Regions from separate parts of the Mus musculus genome. Here region 2 is linked to region 1. The links are chromatin loops, found by intact Hi-C in ENCODE. Cell type or tissue: gastrocnemius. All regions are shown on one strand. Each heading gives the region's core, and the rest is flanking DNA. Links, peaks and the distances in the headings are about the cores only. Region 1 has its middle 78 kb from the start of Gm34848. Region 2 overlaps Gm52095 (a long non-coding RNA gene).

Region 1 (10,245 bases), core at 1,005-9,004:
GGCGCGCCACACTCTAGGGACTAGTCTCCAGTATAGGAACTTCAGACCTACACAGATCCCAGTACTGTGGAGGGTTGCAGTACGGTATAAGAGTGAGGGAGAGGCGTGGCTAAAGCAGAGGACCAGAAGCTGATAGATTATGAGGGGGGCTCCGTGGGGAGGAGGGGGTTTGAAGAGAAGCAGATGCAGAAGTGTGGGAGGGCAGGTCTCTGTGGAGGCTAGAGCCCTGCAGGCGGATGATGCAGATGTTCCATATTTGTAGATCTGCAACTGGGGACGAGGAGGGATGATGTGAATGGGAGAGGAGCTGGAGCCCTCATCTTCCTATCCTCTGGTAACTCAGTTGCAGAATTGCTTCTCTGCAGGTGTGGGAGGCGGTTAATGATTGATAAAGATCAATGTTAGCCCGTCTGCATGACCCGTTTCCATTAAAAAAAAAAAAAGAGTCTTCAATGCCTGGACTAAAGGAGGCTCAGATATGTTGGTTTTTAACCAGATTTTTATCTGGAGGTCTTTGTGTTTAATCTTGGCTTCTTCTAAACTCTCATCAGAGTCTCAAATTCAAAAGCCATGCTATGAAATTTTACTCTCTCCTGCCCCCTGGTGACCGACTTTTGAATACCAACTTTGAATTCACTACTCTTCATGGCTATCTTCTTACATGCAAGGTACCACAGAGATGCCACAGTGCTTGATCACGTATTGGCCACCCAGGCCGTTCCCAGAGGGGAAGCCGTGCATCCAAAGAATGTTGCAATGAATTCTGCCGGTTTCTGGTTGTATGTTTTAGCATCTGCCACTGCTCTGATGCGCAACGCCCCAGCATTCCCAGGGCTAAGCAGAGCGCCGACATTGCCCCTCTCACCCCAGCGTTTGTAGGGTGTCTCCTCTCTGTGGTTCTGGGCTGGGGACGATGGTAGTATCCTGTTCATCATTATAAATCCAAAGGTAAAGGGAGGAGAAATTCCCTGTCTGTGTGGCATCCCTGTCCTGAGAGAATCGAGACATCTGATAAGGGGAAAGTGAGGCTTCCTCGTGAGGGAAAGCGGTGAGGTGGCTGCTGGAGCTCGTTGCCCTTCCTGGAACAATCAGAGAAACACTTGTTTTTCTACAACTAGACTCTTAAAAACAAAGCTTTTAAGATGGTTGATAGCCATCAATTTCAATAGATGGATTTCAGTGTCAATAGATAGATGTCAATTTTCAACAGGTAGGCATCAGTCTTGATACACAAGTGACAGTTTCAATGGATGTTTACTGTAAGTAACTCTTTTGGTTAACTCTCTTCGGGTCAGGGTCCATCATAGAACCACGCACATACCAGAACCGGTGAGTTCCTCTTTTCCTGACAGAATCCTGGTTATATTGCCTGCTTACCACGCCTTTCCTTGTCATTGGTTGGCATGGAATTACAGCCTCATTATCTGAGTGCCACAGTCTTTACCCTACCCCGTGAGGCCGAATCTGTTTGGTAGGACACGGCTGCTGAATGTGGCTGGGGCAGATGGGGGTACTTGACTCTATAATCATGGTGTGGTATTGGCACAGAAGCTGCTGTAAAGACCCTGGTTATAGGTGTTCAAGTTCACATGACCCAACCTTCTCTCCAGCATGTCCCACTCGCTGCCACAGGATGTTTGCACATGCCGTATCAGGCTGGGGTGCCTCTCTCCATGCCTGAAGTACTTTACATTTCAATCGTGTCATGTGAAGATTCATTTTATTTGGTCTGTTGACCAAATATATACATTTAACCCAGGTAAAAAATTTGTTTAACTCAGCAAAAAGTAACAGGGTGAGGATGAGAATCTTATTTTAAGGATGACCAAGGAATGAACACAGATACACAGACACGCACAGACATATATATACACACACACACACACATACACAAATTTATGTATGTTTGTATCATATATAAAAATATACATACATATATAATACCAGAAGATACTACAGAAAAGGGAAGACTATATTAAATACAAACTTGGATATAAACCATGCTAGTTCATTTAGGACAGTAAAACTGACCTTTGAGGCTAGGCCTGAAAAATTATTTTGCTGTGTGTCTATGCTTTGTAAGTTGATAGCCTAACTGTGCAGAGTCTGGGAACAAACCAAAAGCAAACAATGAATCAAGTAAAGTTAATCTTAGTGTTGTTTCCTGTTGCTATGATATAACACTGACAACCACACCTTAAAGGAAGGGAGGGAGGGAGGGTTTATTTGGCTCCCAGTTCTAAGTTCTGGCCATTATTGTAGGGATGTTAAGGTGGTAGATACTTGGAGCACACTGGTCATGTTCCATCCGCAGTCAAACAGAGGGCAGTGAATTACTGCATACATGCCTATGCTCAGCTTGAATTCCCCACCTAGGGAATAGTGCCACCCACAGTGGGCAGGTCTTCCCATCTCATTTAAGACGATCAAGATAATCTCCCACAGGGAGGCTAGCCTCATCTAAGTCTCTCACTGAGACCTTCTTCCCAGGTGATTCTAGAAGTTGACATGCTAACTGCGGTTCCCTTCCCTGTAAGCTGGTTCATGCTATAGATGACTAAAGTTCTGTTTTAGTTTCTAGCTTTGGGTAGTTTTCTAAGAGGCTTTATATCCTGAGTGCCCAGTACAGTGCCTGGCACAACCTGGGGGCTGGTGACTGTTTCCTGTGGGAATGGAGAAAAGGCTGAGCCCCTAAGTATTAATGGCTAGGGTGTAATTCCAGGAAAAACTTTCTATGAGGAAGTGCAGACCCAGCCATCACATCTGCGGATTTGGGGTCAGGACTGGCTGTGTGCAGAAGGGCAGCTATCACCGTGTGGAAATCCAGCAATCAGAATGGGGTTATCAAGCAGGAAGTGGGGCTTAAGAGCGAGGGGGAGCTCCGTGATTAGGGCAGAGAGCAGGGAAGGAAAGGAACTGTTGTTTCTGGCACTGCCTACATGTTGCTCTGTCATGTGAGCTGGGCTCCAGGGCCATCTTGCCCTTGATAGCCCTCTTTACAGCCTCCGCCCTCTGCCCTGAGCATCCCAGAGCAGAGCTGTGGAGTCAGCAAGATGTACTTGGGATTCACTGAGCTGAGGGACCCTTAGTAAGGGACAGGCCCTCTCTCAGCCCTGATTTCCTTATCTATAAAAACACCAAAGTCCGTGGCTCTGTTGTATTTGGAGATTTGAAGTGCACATCAGCAGTGGGCAGTCTTTGTACCCTGTACTGTGACTCTCCAACAATAACCCAAGACACCGTTTATACGCAGCAGCAGTCTTCAGCTCTGGTTCTTTAGCTGCCTGAAGACTGTGCCCAAGTTCACTCAAATACTGGAAGACTCCAGAACAGGCCAGCCAGGATCTACTGAGTCTGACCCTACATTGTCTTGTCCTCTCTGCCATTAGCCACTGTTCCTGGCCCAGACCTGCTGGGGTTTTCTGGAAGGAAATAGCAGATTGTATTTAGGGTATGGTTTGTAAAGTTTAGAGTTTAGTAGCCATGAGGACAGTCTCTTAAGATGGTGTTGGGACACTCTGGGCCTTTGGACACTTAGAGAACTCAGGCAGCTTGCTGCATCCTTCGATACATCTGGTGCTTCAGCACTCACGGGGGCATCTGTAGACGACATTCAAGTGCTCCAGAAAACAAGAGCAGCAGCAGCAAGAAAACTCCCTAAGTAAGGAAAGTCCAAATATAACCTTTTCCTATCAGTTCTGTTGAGAAATGAAATCTTTTAATTTTCAGTTCCTGTTTTATTTTGTTTACTTAAACATTTAGAACACGTTTTGTGTGTGTGTGTGTGTGTGTGTGTGTGTGTGTGTGTCTGTATCAGAGGACAGCTTTTGAGAGTCACGTCTTTCTTTGTACCTTATGTGTCTTAGGGATCTGACTCAGGTTGTCAGGGTCAGGTGTCTTTACTCACTTGTCTTGCCAGATCTCAATTCCAGTTTTTGAAAGGGCTTAGTCTGGATATACTGTTTAGACTGGCTGCTGAGCCCTTATAGAGGGGCGAGGCTCCTCCCTGCATTTCTGATGACGGCCACCAGAGGGGACTGTGCACCCACACTCTGTGCGACTTCTTAGCTTTGTCCTTGTAGAGGTAGGAGCCCTGTTCTCTCCAACCCTTAGCCCTAGAAAAGATTCACTTCTAGCTATTTCCAGTGGAACTTTGTGTTCTCCAGGAGGGGCCTCACCCCATTAAAGCTACAGTGACTGTGTTAGTATCATAACACCCAGGTCTGCCCAGCCAAGTCTTGAAGGGAGTGAATTCTCCAACATTCCTTCTTAGAGCACAAGAATCAGACAGGAGTGTGTGTGTGTGTGTGTGTGTGTGTGTGTTGTAGTAGTAGTAGTAGTAGTAGTAGTAGTACTCACAGAAGTTGCCTAGAGTCACAACATCAATTACCTGGGGTACATCCTAATCAAATCCATCCTCCAAAAACTCCCATGGGGACCTGCATCTCATCTCCCTCCCAATTCATGCCCTCCTTTTAAATTTATTTATTTGTTTGTTTATTTATTTAACCCACTGAGTCTGATTAACACTACCTATAAGCACATGAGTACTGGGGTGTGGGAAATCTATCAGTGGCCAGGCTTCTAAAGAAAAGTGGCTCTCCCTCCTCTAGCAATCATGAACTGCCAATGTGCCTCAGCTGGGGCAGAGCCCTGGGAGAACCCCCTATACATGACCCTGTCCTCCATGATGGAATTTTGGATGGACTTTATCTTGTGCAGGGTACCATAGCTGCTGCAGAGTTGTGTGAGCAGAAGCTACACCATGACCAGGGGACAGCAGTTCATGGCTCTCCTCCCTGTCCTTTGACTCTTATGTCCTTTCTGCTCCCTCTTCAGCCCCTTAAGCTTCCAGGACAGGCTCTGATAGAGGTGCTCTCATCTACGGTTGACCGCTCACAGCCGTTTTTCACACTTTCAGCAGAAATGCATCTCTGCAGAAACCACCGCCCACTGCAACAAGAACCTTCCCTGACCAAGGCTGGGTGGACACAGCACCAGACTATGGATCTGAACACAGATGTTTAGAAGGGAGTTTGACAACAGGGTCATTTAGAAAAACAGCATCAGTAGGTACTTAGAGTCTCTTAAACATCACCTGCTTTCTCCGAGGATTTCATGTCTGTCTTTACTTGGCATTTTTCAGGTTATGATTTCTGTAACTGTTGCATTTCCCTTTCATTTTCTTTCATGGCCCTCAGCTGCAGCTCAGTTGGTGGGTGCTTGCTTGCATGCCCACAGCCCTGCCTCTAGCTCTGGCCTTGCATAAAAAGTGGGGGTGTCTGTGCACACCTGCAACCTTAGCAGGAGGACCAAAAATTTAAGACGGTCCTTGGCTGCGTAGTGAGTTTGAGGTCAGCCCCGGCTACATGAGACCCTGCCTCTTAAGAAACAAAACAAATCACAAAGCCAAAACAACTAACTAGATAAATAGAAATAAAGGAAGTTAAGCCAGATGTACTGTTTCACATCTACAACGCTAGCACTCGGGAAAGCTATACAAAATTACCATGAGTTTTCAGCCAACCCCGAGCTACAGAGTAAGACCCTGTCCCAAAACAAATGAAACAAACTCCAGTGGGGGGAAAATAGGTTAATTAATGAAATGAAATTCAATCCAGGCTCACAGCAAGGAAAAAAAGAAATGTTGATGTCAGCTTCCAGCAGTTTGGGCTTATCTCCAGTTTTACAGAGTTGGTAACTTGTTAGACACTGTCAAAAGAATGACCCATGGGGAGCTATGCCTTGGGGAACTGTGACAGAGGCTCCAGAAAAAAGGACAGAGGGCCTTTTACCTCAAGTGCATTTTGTTCCCTGGATGGTTCTTGGATGTGACTCTATGCCTCCTGTGACAAACATTGACATTCAGTTTATAAGACATGTTTATTCTTGTTGGATGTCAGAGCGTAGCCACAGAACCCAAACTGGTCCATGTACCCCGAATCTGGATACAGCCTTCTGCTTGGCGTTTGTGCCCTCCCAGATATAATCTATTATGTGTGCCAGGCAATTGTGTTTAAATTGGACTCTCCTGAGAAAGTTCTGGGAAAGGGCTACTCTGTTAATATTTAGTATGTGCTTACTGGCATTTATTTACGTGTTTTTCTGAACTCAAACAACCTTCCTTAGATCATTGCTTTCATAGTGACAGTTGTCTATGAATGTACATTGAAATGGAAATCGGACTGTCTGCAGAACTAGACTGCAGTCTGCCCCATTCTTTCAGGTCTTCAGATCCTAGGTCCAGCAGACAAGATCTACACAGGTCGACTGAAAAGTTGACAGAAACTGAGGCTGGGGAAGTGTTGAGGCAGCTCCTTGGGTACTGGCCTGAGTGGGGCTCTGGGGTGGATTGAGGGAGAGGTAGCAGGGAAGAGAGGGGTCCCTGTGTGGGGAGCTGCAGCCCTCTCAGCCAGGAGCTTGGGACTGGAGGATACAGGCTTTTTAAAATGATTGAAAGTGACTAGCTTTAGGGTCCTGGGAGGTCTCTGAGGATGAAGGCAATGCAGACAGAGCCTGACTGGCTTTGCCTAGTCTTCACCTGCATGTCCTGACCTGTTTCTAGAGCCTGTAAGATGCTGGAGACACAAACGCACATGCGTGCGGAGGTGCAGGTCCCCGTCTATCTGTCTTTCTTCTGAGCAGTTTCTGCTCCACCCCCCAACCCCCTTACACTCAACTGCTACGCTTCTGTCTGTTAATAAGTCGACTCCAGCAGTGCCTGGGCCTCTGAGGCTGTAACTTTGAGGTACTTGATAGTTGCCTTGAGCAGCCTTGAGGAAACAGTGACTTTCAGAGGCTTGTCTCTATCCTGTTCCCTGAACATAAAACTTCCCAGGGAGCCTAGCTAGCTCAGCTGCCTGCTGGTGCCCTCTCCAGCCCAAAGTCTCCATTAACACCTGAGTGTGCATGGCTTGCTCACACCAGGCAGCCATTGAGAGATGCCAGGCAAATAAATGTGTGTGAGGTGACTGTGAGTACAGTGTTGGAGTCCCCAGACTGCCCTTAGAGCGGATGGTCACCTGGGTCCCATGCTTTGTGTTCCTCTTGGAACCCAGCTTTCTCTTCTGTCTTCACCAAGTAGCTGGCTCTGAGTTCTGCAACCCACTCACATGCTTAGCCAAGGTGACAGGGACCCAGCAAAGGGCAGCAGATGCAAGGATAGCACCCGCCAGCCAGTTGCAGATGGCCTGTGCTGTCCAGGCTGCCCCACAGCTACACCAGTACCAAGCTTCCTCAAACTTATGTATAAGCTGGGTGTGGTAGTGCTTGCCTGAGGAACTGGGGAAATGACCAGAAGATCAAGGTTAGCTGCAGTATAATAAGCTTGAGGACCCTGTCTCAAAAACAAACAAACAAACAAACAAACAAATAGATCTGGCCTCCATGAGCATCGCATGCATGTGATGCACATAGACACATGCAGGCCAAATACCCATACACGTTAAGTAAATCTTAAAAAAGATAAAGCAGAATAAATATAAATAAGTGACAGTGTATGTCCATGCTCCTTTAAAACCGTGTGCTCACTCAGAACAACTTTTCAGGCTTCATTGTCCTTTGAAAGAGTTCACAGGACTGAGAAAAAAAATAAAATCCTTTTTCTTGCAGAAAAAAATTACACATATATTATGTTATATATACCATATATGTACATACATGCATATATATATATATATATATATATATATATATATGTGGAGGGGCTGGTGAGATGGCTCAGTGGATAAGAGCACCTGACTGCTCTTCCGAAGGTCTGGAGTTCAAATTCCAGCAACCATATGGTGGCTCACAACCATCTGTAATGAGTTCTGACTCCCTCTTCTGGAGTGTCTGAAGACAGCTACAGTGTACTTACATATAATAAATAAAAATAAATAAATAAAAAGAGGCAGGAGGATTCTGAGTTCGAGGTCAGCCTGATCTGCAGAGTGAGTTCCAGTGCAGCCAGGGCTACACAGAGAAATCCTGTCTCAAAAAACCAAAAACCAAAAACCAAAAAACAATTGGATATCTGGGATCTGGAGGGTGTGCTGATGTTCCTCGGGTACCAGCAGGTGTGTATATATGGGGTGGGAACTAGGGAAAGACCAATAATTGTGTAGCCACCAAGCACTCCAGAGAGATGACTGCACTGCCCAGGGCCAGCTGCCCTGTGCTTCCTGTGTTTTGATCTTGAGATCACTCTAAGAGCCAGGTTGGGCTTACTCTTTCCTGTATAGGTCTTTGGCATTTCAAGTCTATAAAAGTCTGCATAAAGGAATAGTATTTACTTAGTTATAGTTTGTGTTGGTGGCTAAAAATGAGCGTCATACAACATACTAATAGTTGTTTTGGAAAATGTTCAAGGGATTAAAAAATTCTACCATTATCAATACTATAATACTTAAGAAAAAGGGAAAAAAATCACATAACCTCCTGAGTTGATTCATTATGTAATGTTATACCCATCCCACCCCCACCCCCCTTTTTAAAGATTTACTTATTTTATGTGCATTGGTGCTTTGCCTGCATGTGTGTTTGTGAGGGTATCAGATTCCCTGGAACTGGAGCTACATACAGTTGTGAGCTGCCATGAGGGTGCTGAGAACTGAACCCAGGACCTCTGGAAGAGAAGCCAGTGCTCTCAACTGCTGAGTCATCTCTCCAACCCCCCCCCCCCCTTTTTTGAGGCCAGGCTTTATGTACTTCATGCTGGCCTTGAACTTGGTATACAGCTAAGAATGATCTTCATGCCTTCTCCCCCTGAGTACTGAGGTTGCAAGGGTGCAGTCATGGGTTTGTTTATACCCTTCCTTTTAATTTAGTTATTTTAATTGAACTGTTTCCTCATGATTCCTCAAACTAGCAGTCAGGCCCTGCCCTTCTGTCTCTGTCCCCACCATCCACTAGTCACTAGTAAGAGGTCCTCTTCTGTAAGGGTCTAGGATCTAGGACAGTGACTCCAGAGGTCCCTGTCCTAGGGGGTGAGCATCATATTATGGAATCTGAGTGTGAAGAAAGTGACAGGAAAACAGAAGGTTGTGGAGTCTCTGGGTGATGGGCCTGGGGATGTCCCATGGTTGGCAGGTACATGGTGGTCTACAAAACTCATCTATGGTGGGGAGCCAGATTTATATACTATATGGAATTTCTACACAAAAAGAAGCACCGATGAAGGCTTTGGACCTTGGTTCCTCCCATGTGGGTGAGCTGAAGACGTGTGTTCAGGTGTGTGCAGGGACAGTTGTTGAATGAGACCTCCGTGTAAGACATTGAGCCCGACCCTCATCTGAACTGTAGCAGGGTTGTTCCACACATGCAATGGGAGTTCCCACAGGAAACTGGGTGGTTCTTGGCACCCTCCTAGGCTGTTACTGGGGCAGGGTGGTTCAGAGAGGTTTCTTAGAAGCCTTTGTGACCACAGTGGTTGTGAAGGATATTCACAAGGCTTACCGACCCTGAGTGTGATAGGGAACCGGAGGGTACCTAAAGTGAGTGGCTTCAGCAAGGCAGCAGGGGGCAGCAAAGACCCCAGGAACCCACACCCTCCTGGCAAGGTAACTGCTTATCCCCAGCTGACCACAGGTGGGAATGTGAGGTCACCTGTGGGAACGCTGTCCTTGATTGCTAGAGTTTCTAGACCTTTCACCTAAGCTAGACACCTGCTGTCTAAATGGAATTGGCTAGCCTTGGAAATGACCCCCAAAGTATATAAGCTTGAGGGTCGTATAAATCATACTAAGAGTCTGCCATTTCTAACTCGAATGCCGGGCTTAACCTAGAGGCTAAATTGTGATGACTGGTTATTATGTTTATGTTTTCTACTTGGCTTGGTAATAAACATTATCTGTAAGCAGGAGGTAGGGTAAGAGAGAAGAGAGACATTTCTATAACTCAGTAGGCTCCTTGCTGTTAATTCTCACGGATGCCTCTGGGGTTGGGGTGATGGAGCCCGTGGACTGAGGAGGCTGTTAGTAGATTAGCTCAGGGAAGTGGTTAGTGGGCCTGTGTGTAGAATGGAAGGAAAGGGAGGCGTGGCTCTGTAGGCCCTGTCCACTTCCCGGGACCTGGGGGTGCTCTGTGCCCTTTCCCAGTCCATCGTCCAGCCTCTCTGTCTTGGGAGGAAAGGATTGATTTTATCTTACAGCTTGTAGCCCACTACTGAGGGAAGTCAAGGCAGGAAGCTAGAGGAAGGAACAGAGGCAGAGGAAGCAGAGGCCATGGAGGAACACTGCTTGCTAGCTTGCCCTTTCTGGCTTGTTC
Region 2 (10,245 bases), core at 1,032-9,031, 230 kb after region 1:
TCATGGTTTTGGGAATCATGTCTGTCCTCACAAACCAACCTAGGAAAATACCATAGTCTAGAGATCACTGTGAATTATTCAGAAGACTCTGGCTTCAGGAGTAGAGAAATAATTAGCCTTAAACACTATGATACTGCTGGACAGGTCTTAAAGACCAAAAAGACTTTAACTGTTTCCAAGTTACTGCACCCCAAAGGAAGGCCTAGGAATATAAAAATACAAAAGTACCCAGCATCTCTCATTAAAGTCCACAATGTTGATGATTCAACGATTCCAAGGCACAGACAGAAAAAAAAAATACAAAGACAAACTCACTGGCAGATAAGGGCATTAAACCTGCGGTTGCCGGTGGACTGGCAAGAAAGCAGCTGATAAGAAGCACTTGCAGCACCAGCCCTGTGGCCTGAGCCAGAACCTGTGATGGAAAGACAAAGCCAACCCCCATACCTCATGCCCACAGTAAATACAAACAAACAAACAACAAAACTCAAAAAAAACCAAAGGACTAGCTATTCCACATTTTTAATATTGAAACATAATATCAAAAAGATTTCACGAGGCAGTAGTTGCACACGCCTTTAATCCCAGCACTAAGGAGGCAGAGGCAGGTGGATTTCTAAAATTGGAAGCCAGCCTGGTCTACAGAGTGAGTTCCAGAATAGCCAGGCCTACACAGAGGAACCCTGTCTCAAAGAGAAGAGGAGGGAAGGAGAGGAAGGGAGAGAGAAAGAGAGATTTCTACAAATGAAAACTACCATGAATGAGGTAGAAAGTGCAGTATATGGGTTAAGAGGAGACAAGATGTTGCAGAAGAAAATGTTAGTAGAAAAGGCAACAAAATATCCAAATACAGAAGACCCCGGTTTTTGTTTGTTTGTTTTTTTGTTTTTTTTTTTTAATGATTTATTTATTTATTATATGTAAAGTACACTGTAGCTGTCTTCAGACGCACCAGAAGAGGGCATCGGATCTCATTACGGGTGGTTGTGAGCCACCATGTGGTTGCTGGGATTTGAACTTCAGTCCTTCGGAAGAGCAGTCAGGTGCTCTTACCCACTGAGCCATCTCACCAGCCCTGTTTGTTTTTTAATGAAAAGAGCTGGGGCAACTTTAAGCACCCTAGTTTACATGTAGAAAGAATCTCTAATGAAATAAGGAGGGCATAAAAATAGAAAAGAAAAAAGTGAAATAATGAATAACTCCAATTCGAAACTTGAAATTCTAAACCACAGATCCAAAGCAGCTCAGTAAACTACATGTACAGAAACATATAAAAAATGCATCAAAGTAGCCGGGTGTGGTGGCGCACGCCTTTAATCCCAGCACTTGGGAGGCAGAGGCAGGCGGATTTCTGAGTTCGAGGCCAGCCTGGTCTACAGTGTGAGTTCCAGGACAGCCAGGGCTACACAGAAAAACCCTGTCTTAAAAAACCAAAAAAAAAAAAAAAAAAAAAAAAAAAAAAAAAGCATCAAAGTGGGCTAGAGAGATCCGCAAGCAATTAAAAGCACTGGACACTTGTGGAAGACCAGGGCTGGGTTCCATAACCCACATGGCAGCTCAAAACCATCCATTACTCCAGCTCCAGGGGATCTGATGCCCCTTTCTGACCTTGGCAGGCACCAGGCATGCATGTGGTGCACATATAGACAAACCACACACGTAATACAAATATAAAAAATAAAAAATGGACAAGTTATCTGTACAGATACTTAACCAAAGAAGATACACGCCTGGCAGATAAGCAATGAAAAGATGTTCACCTATCCTAAACCTAAAACCAAAAGACCCAGCCACAGCTCACAAGCATAGGAAAAGATGCTCAGTGTCACAGACTCCTTGTGTAATGCAAATTAAGCCATCATACTACTATCCCTTAGGATGGCTGGTGTTTAAACACATGCACACGCACGCACACCTCGTGGTGGGGGAGAACAACGAGTTAGTGTTACACAGGCTATAGAGAAATTGTAAAGTCTGTGGGTTGTTACTAGCAACGTAAAATGATATGGTCAGGGTGAGAATATACAGAAGTTGTCTGCATTCTTGCACAGCTGTGGGGACTCACCTGACTGGGTGGCAAGAGAATGAAGACAAAACACACATACAGCAGCGAAGCTGTCATCAGGTTGACTGTGTCCTCTGCTGGTAAAACTGCACCCCGGAAGCCCGGTGCACCTATTATATACAGTTGAACAGCGGGGAAGTGGCGTTATCACACACAAATGAACAAGGAAGCAGGGTTTATAGATACAGCCAAACAAGAAGAGAGCTAGCTCATCTCAAGGAGCAGTCGGTCCCTGTCAGGGAGCAGTCTTTATCTGTAAATATGTGGGGTGAAAGCTATGATGAACATTTTCTGCACACACTACCAACATCCACATGTGGTCCAACGCAAAGCTTCTGCACCCCCTCTGAGCACCCCCACCCCCAGTGAAGGCTTTGCCATTTTTCCATGGTCTGAGGTTAGAGTTCTTGACATGATGTAACCATACCAACAGCACACCTTCACCCAGGACTTCACAAACCCTCAGGCCTTTCTGTGTTCCACCACAGAAGTTTCTCAAACAAATTAGACATAGAACCACCATAGGGCCCACCAAGATTACCTCTGAGTATGCAACCAAAAGAATCGAAAGCAAGATTTTAAAAAGATATTTTGCACATTCATGTTCACTGTAGCACAGAACCCAAGTATCTACCAGTGAGAGAATGGGACCAACAAAGTGTTACTGTTGGGGGAAATGGAGAAGAGGGCAAATAGGATCTGGGTTTCTTTATGTTAATTATCACAGCTTCCTGACTACAACTCTCAATAAAAGTTTCTGTTATAACATGCCCTAGGGCTTTGTGGGGGATGTCGGATCCAGGGGAGTTTTGCTCATGTTATGCTGAGGACTCTCCTCCGACATCAAGTGAAGTACAGGTTCTCCTGGATGTCTAGTCAGTATTTGGTTTGTTGCACACTATAGTCGTTAAATATTTAGTTTTAAATTAAAACAACACTTACAGAACCACACATGATTAAAGGAACTCATATTAAGGGAGTACCCAAGAGCTTCGGAGAAAGATGCAGAATCATGTAACCATAACTATAAAGATATTGAACCCTCTCACTATCCCTAAAGTGATCACTATCTCCTCTGCTCTTCCCAGTGTCCCCACCTACCCTTTCACTCCTGCTGACTCCTGACACAAAGTTAGAGTTTAATGTAATTGAAATAACGCAGTAAATGCCTGGCTTCTCTCCCTTCTCAGATTTTTAGTGTTTTTGGAAGTTGTCACATAGATCAGCGCCACATCTGTCTTACTGATGAGTGGCAGTCATCTGTCTGCCTGCGTTATATGTTTGCTCACTCATTTCCTGTTGGGTGGTTGACAAGTAAAACTGAAATAACATTCATAAGCAAGTATCGTTGTAGGCCTGTATTTTCACTTCCCTTGAGAAAACAAGGAGGATGCTCATGGTGGATTATACCGCACCAAGGATGTGTCTGGCAAGACGCGTCTCTGAACTGTTTACCACGTGGCTATACCATTTTACATTTCCAACAGTAAATCAAGTTGTCCCTATCTTGGCCTTTTTCCCCCTCTTCCTATTCTGATAGGCATGTAATCACATCTCATAGGATGTGTGCGTTTCCCTGATGGGTAATGATGCTGGGAATGGCCTCACATATTTTTTGCCCATTATACTTACTTTTGTGAAGTGTTCAAATACTTACCTATCTTTGTAGTGTTGTCCCCAATCAGTTTTTTTTTTAACAGTAAAAAGGGGGTTGTGGATATAGCACATAGTAGAGTCCATGTGCACAGACCTTAGGTTCAACCCCCAGTCCCACAAACAACAGCAAGAATCCTTGGGTCAGTGAGTTGGCTCAGTGGGTAAAGATGCTTGCTGGCAAGCCCAACAACCTGAGTTTGAACCCTGGAACCCACATAGTGGAAAGAAAGAACCCACTTCTGCAAGTTGTCCTCTGAATGCCATATATATTGCCCATACAATACACACTTATGTACCCACACACATACACACTTATGTACCCACACACATACACACTTATGTACCCACACACATACACACTTATGTACCCACACACATACACACTCATAAGTTTTAGAAGAATCCTTTAGACCTTAAATCATGACTCTTTGTAAATTTATACTTCATAAAAAACAGGAAATACTTGTAACTGAACTGTACCCATCTTGCTATTGTTCCAGGTTCCATCCAAGAACTGCACCCAACTCAGAGTTCTGGGAAAAATTCTGCTATGACTAAGTGATACTTAATACCAAAATTGCTATAATAAAAAATTACACACATATACATACATGTATGTATACATACATTTATCCACATGATTCTTCTGAAAATAATTTTTTTTTTGAGATAGAGTCTCAGTATTTAGTCTTGGCTGCCCTGTAGTTCATTATATAAATCAGGCTGTCTTCAAACTCATAGAGGTCTTCCTGCCTCTGCCTTCTGAATGCTGAGATTAAAGGAGTGTGTCTCCACAGCTGGCTTCCTCGAATTTTTAAAAGTACTGCCACCCTGGGATGCATGAAACTTTGCTTCAAAAACATCACATTTTATATATATCTTCCCATAGCGTGTATGTATATACACACTTGAAAAGCTAGTTTTTGAAACCGCTTAGTGATGTGTTGCTTCCCTCTGCTGGAATATTTGTGTATATGCTCTTGGGGGTCTATTAAGTTTTGAATGCCTGAAGTTTAGCATGGATGGACCTAGAGCTTCAAGGACTACTCCAGGTATTCAACAAATGGGTATTTTTATTTTATTTTTGTGAGATGTTTAAACTATTTTTCCATAAAAATAGGATTGTGCTTCGAAAAGGTATCTGGGTTAGAGGTGTATCTCAGTGGCAGAGTGCTGTACCACAAATATTAACAATTTTATACATATAATTATGACCTATATTGATCAACATCAGACACTACCTCAGTCTAGCCGTATCTGCCTTTACATCTGTGTACCATCAGGCTTTCAAGCCTGTGGACTTCACTCAAACATTCCAGAGGCTGGAGCCATTGCTTGGAGCCATCGCTTGGCATTTCAGAACTCTTGCTGCTCATCCAGAGAACCCAAGTTCAGTTCCCAGCACACACACACACACACACACACACACACACACACACTAGGTGTCTTGCAAAGCACCTGTAACTCCAGCTCCAGGGTACCCTGGCCTCCACAGGCACCCACATTCACACAGACATATTTTTTTTAAAATTCAAATACATTTTTTTTTATGAAATGTAACTTCTTTTTAACCTTGAAAGCTGTAAACTAGGGGCTGGAGATGTAGCTCATTGGCAGAATACTTAGATAACATGTACACCAAAGCTTCTAGTGCACGAATGTGCGTGCACACACACACACACACACACACACACACACACACACACAGGATGGAGGGCAAATAAGTAGTTTGCATCTATAATTCAAATACTCAGACTGCAGAAGCAGGAGGATTGCCTGGGATAAAAGAAACTGTATAGCTTGAGTTGTTTTATTTTGTGTGTGGGAGTAGGGTGGGGCGGGTAGGGAGTGGTGGTTGCAGTGGGAAGGAGGTGGGGGAAGGGGGGAAGATGGTGTTAGCAGTGTTGGGGGTAGTGGTAGGGGTTGGGAGTATGGGTGCTCTTGTTTTGCTGTGACAGACAATAAATCCAGAGCCTTGCACATTCTACTTCTGAACAGGATTATCGCTCAGCCCTGGAAGTATTTTTGACTTATTTTAAAAATATCTAACACCCTCATTTTATGGTTTACTATTTAATGCTTTCAGAACATTCTAAATTGCAGAAAGGAACATAGTGAGGATGGGGGAGTGCCACAGACCACCCCAGTCGGGCATGAGGGTCCCTAGAATGAGGGTCCTCGAAGCTAAGTGGGTAAGGATTCAGCGGTGACAAACAGAAACGAACACAGAGCCAGTTTGAATCTGAGTGCATTTTGTAGCTCTCAAGCAGGGGATTTTATACATTAAAAAAACCATCTCTTAGAAACTGTATCCAGTGAAACAATTACAAATATCAACAAAAATTATTTAGCACAGTAAAGCACAAAAATCATCCAAGCATTACAACTCTGAAACTGTATATTCAGCGAATCACAAACAGAACAGGTAACATCATTATTAATATAAATCATCAAAATATATCAATTCTAAAAGGATGTTTTCAGTGGGGGCAGTCATCCAAGGCTAGTGGCATACTTCCAAGAGGTTAGTAAATCTTTATGTTCAATTATTGTTTAACATTTAATGCCTGAATTTTTTAAATCAATCTTCAACACATAAATTTAAACTATTTTAATTCTTTCTAATTAAGGCTTTCTTTACCATATACCAAAACCCACCTCCAATGACACACGTGTAGCCATATGAAATTTTATTGTTGGGAAAGTTTTTTATCTATCATCATAGTTTCGTAAATGATTTAAAAAGTAAAGCGTTGGTTTCCCTGGGAATAAGGTCATATTAGTGACCCCCATCTTAAGGGATGGTTTCTTACCCATGATTCTTGCTTAAGATCTTGGCCTAAGCTACCAGGAATGTGGGGCATTGGGCTGTGCACAGACAGGCTGGTCCTCAGTCGAGCTGAGATGCTGAACCCCAGGACCCTGTGGTGATAATTCATCTACATGGGATGTAAGGAGTTCTCTCATGTCTCCTGGAACTCTGGCTCCTGTCTAAGTTACTGCCCCCCAGACCCCCCCCCCAAGAGAAACATGGCTAGAAGTCACGTAGGCAATGGCCCAAGCTTCTGACCTTCAGGCTAAACTCCCCAGTTACCTAGCAACAGTAAAGACCATAAAAGGGGCTGTTAGGCCCCCTACCTTGCTCTCTTACTCTCTTACTTCTCACTCTCTTATTTCTTACCCCTCAAGCTCACCCCCTCTCTCCTCTCCTTTCTTCCTCTGACTCTTTCTCTCTAGCCTTTCCTCTCTTCTTCTCTTTCCTTTCTACCTTCTCTCTTTCCCCCTGTCTTTCTATAATAAAGCTCTAAAACCATAGACAGTCTCTGCTCATCAAGGCTGCACTCACTCTTGTCGATGTTGGAAACCTCTTCCCTCATCCCTCTCTCCCATAACCCCGGTGGCTTTAGCAAAGTAGCTCGGGAATCCCAGGTAGGGCTGCCCCTTTGCCACCCTGCAAAGAGTGGGTCAGAGGCTTAGATGTCCACCTGGGGATGAGTGGAAAGTGTGTGGCAGCTCTCTCATGCCTGACTGACCAGAGAATAGGTAAAACTCTGGCAGGGTGTGGGTCTTTCCTCCTCCTCCCTCTTCCTCAGCCCCTCTGAAGAGCAGCTAGCTAGTTCTCTAAACTGAAGACTCATCTTTTCAGATTCTCTGGGATCCTTTTGATAACAGTGTTAATTCTTTGTGAGGGGTTCACTCACATGGCCTAATTGCTATGTTCTATTGCTATGACAAAATACCATGACCAAGGTAACTTATAAAGGGAGCCATTTAATCAAAGGCTCACAGTTGCAGAGGGTTAGTTCATGACCATCATGGAAGGCAGGCATGGTGCTAGAACAGTAGTAGCTGAGCACTTACCTTGAATCTGTAAGATGGATGTGGGGGGGTGAAGGGAAAGAGAGAGAGAGAGAGAGAGAGAGAGAGAGAGAGAGGTTTTCTTTTAAAAGATTTGTTTATTTTATGTATATGAGTACACTGTAGCTGTCTTCAGACACATCAGAAGAGGGCATCCATTACTGATGGCTGCAAGCCACCATATGATTGCTGGGAATCAAACTCAGGCCCTCTGGAAGAGCAGTCAGTGCTCTTAACCACTGAGCCATCTCTCCAGCCCCCATGGCCTGGACTTCCTAAACCTCCAATCCTATCCTCAAGTGACATACCTCTTCCAACAAGGCCACACCTCCTAATCCTTCTCAAATAGTTCTAATTGGGACCAATAATTCAAGTATATGGGTCTACGGGGACCACTCTTATTTAAGCCACCACAACTCCCAAAGCTTCTGCCTCCAAATACCATAGCATCAGAGATTAAGTTACAATATAGGAATTTTGAGGACATATAAACATTCAGTGTCTGCCAATGAAAGAGTGAAACTTTTCTTGAATCATTTCTGAAGCTTAAATATTTAAATTACATTGTGTGCTGGTTAGTTTTGTCGATTTGACACAGCTGTAGTAATCTGAAAGGTGGAAATCCCAAATGAAAAAATGTCTTTATGGGTTAGGGTTGTAGGTAAACCTGTAGGGCATTTTCTTAAATAGTGATTGATGGAGAAGGACCCAGCCCATTATGAATAGTGCCATCCCTGAGCTAATGATCTTAGTTCTATAGGAAATCAGGCTGGGGCTAGAGAAATGGCTCAATGATTAAGAGCACTGGATTCTTTTCCAGGGGACCTAACATTCATAATGGCAGCTCACAACTGTCTGTTAAGTCCAGTTCTAGAGGATCCAACGCCTTCGCACAAACATACATGCAGGCAAAAGACCAATGCACATAAAATAAGTAAGTGAATAAATAATTTAAGAAACAAAGAAAGAGAGCAGACTGAGCAAGCCATGAAGAGCAAGCCAGGAGCAGCTTCCCTCCACGGCCTCTGCCTCAGCTCCTGCTTCTGGGTTCCTGCTCTGTTTGAGTTCCTGCCCTGACTTCCTTCAATGATGGACTATGATGTGGAACTGTAAGCCAGACAAACAAATCCTTTCCTCCCCAACTGCTTTTGGTTTGTGGTGCTTTATCACAGCAATAGGAACCTTGACTAAGATGCTTTATATATAATTCTACAAGAATCTGGCAGGTGTCGCCAACTAACCAGTTCATGGGCTGCATATGACTGAGGAAAACTATGAATATTGCCCAACATAAGTTCATAAACTTACTTGAAACACCATGAGATTTGTATCTTACACTAAGGCTTCTCTAACATATTTCTAGAAATAGTATTGTATTTACTACAATAAATTTTGGAACAAAATTTGATAATCTTTAGTGTCTTACATTGTCCATTATATTTGCAAGGAACTTGTATTACTATGGGCCATATGATGTATGACACCAAATCAGTTAAGACAGAGAAGAACTCATTTGCACATCTAAGTGTGACTTTTCCTGAGGAGATGTGAAAAACATTTTTTTCTCTTATATATTACACCCTGATTGCAGTTTCCCCTCTACCTCTCCAGTCTCTCCTCCACATCTCCCCTCTCTCCCAGATCCATCTTCCCTCCTCTGCCTTTCCTCAGAAAAGAGCAGGCTTCCGAGGGACATCAACAAAATCGTGGAATAAGAAGCTACAATAAAACAAGGCATACATCTTTACACCAAGGCTCGATGAAGTAACCCAGTAGGAGGACTAGAGTCCCAAGAGCAGGTATAAGGGTCAGAGGCAGCCCTCGCTCCCACTGTTAGGAATCCTACAAGAATATCAGCCATAACATACTTACATAGAACCTAGGTCAGACCCCTACAGGCCCCTTGATCTCTGAGACTCCCGTGAGTCCTCGTCAGTTGATTCTGTGGTCACAGTGAACTTCTTTTTACTGTAGCGAGGGCACTGATAGACAAAGTAGACATTCCACTGAAGTGTAGCCTGGAGACCAATGAGATCATTGGGGTTACTTACAGGAACCTGGGCGACTCAAAGACAGCAGTATCATGGAAAAGCCTACCTCCCAGTGGGCAAGGACTTAGGAAAGCTGCATCCTTCCAACTCCACCTTCAGTGGCCGCTCTTGAAAGTTTCTTCTCTCTGGGTAATTACTTACTGTTGGATAGTCTCGGGGAGGGTGTCTTAGGGTTTCTATTCCTGCACGAAACATCATGACTAAGAAGCAAGCTGGAGAGGAAAGGGGTTATTCAGCTTACACTTCCACATTGCTGTACATCACCAGTGGAAGTCAGGACAGGAACTTACACAGGGCAGGAACCTGGAGGCAGGAGCCGATGCAGAGGCCATGAAGGGGTGCTGCTTACTGGCTTGCTCAGAGTGTTTTCTTAAAGAATCCAGGACTATCAGCCCAGGAATGGCACCACCCACAATGGGCTGGGCCCTCCCCACTTGATCACTAATTGAGAAAATGCCTTACATCTGGATCTCATGGAAGCATTTCCTCAAGGGAGGCTCCTTTCTCTGTAATAACTCCAGCTTGTGCCGAGTTGACACACAGAATCAGCTAGTACAGAGGGCAGATGAGTCTTGTAAGATTTCTGAGCTTTCTGAGTCTTGGGAGCTTTCTTTC

Evidence for each region. Hi-C counts contacts between places; a loop is a spot of excess contacts. Peaks named below come from ENCODE experiments on the same cell type or tissue, not always from the same donor. Only the 100,000 strongest peaks of a DNase experiment are listed, where the experiment ranks them.
Region 2: it touches region 1 in a loop (13-fold over the local background); 40 of 42 quality-filtered maps call a loop at or near these places.

Annotation. Positions count from the first base shown.
Region 1 is chr14:27,183,188-27,193,432 of GRCm38, forward strand. It overlaps a transcript of Arhgef3 not described here. Among named protein-coding and RNA genes, the nearest start is that of Gm34848, 78 kb to the right of the region's middle. In gastrocnemius, for the core only: a CTCF peak has its summit at 4,024 (motif pointing right); a DNase peak (open chromatin) is centred at 4,030; H3K27ac peaks cover 2,243 bases.
Region 2 is chr14:27,409,508-27,419,752 of GRCm38, forward strand. Gm52095 (a long non-coding RNA gene) reads right to left here. Exons shown (of 4, transcript XR_003951011.1): 2 at 9,452-9,597; 3 at 2,066-2,175. Among named protein-coding and RNA genes, the nearest start is that of Gm52095, 14 kb to the right of the region's middle. In gastrocnemius, for the core only: a CTCF peak has its summit at 4,671 (motif pointing left); no DNase peak of the experiment used is centred there.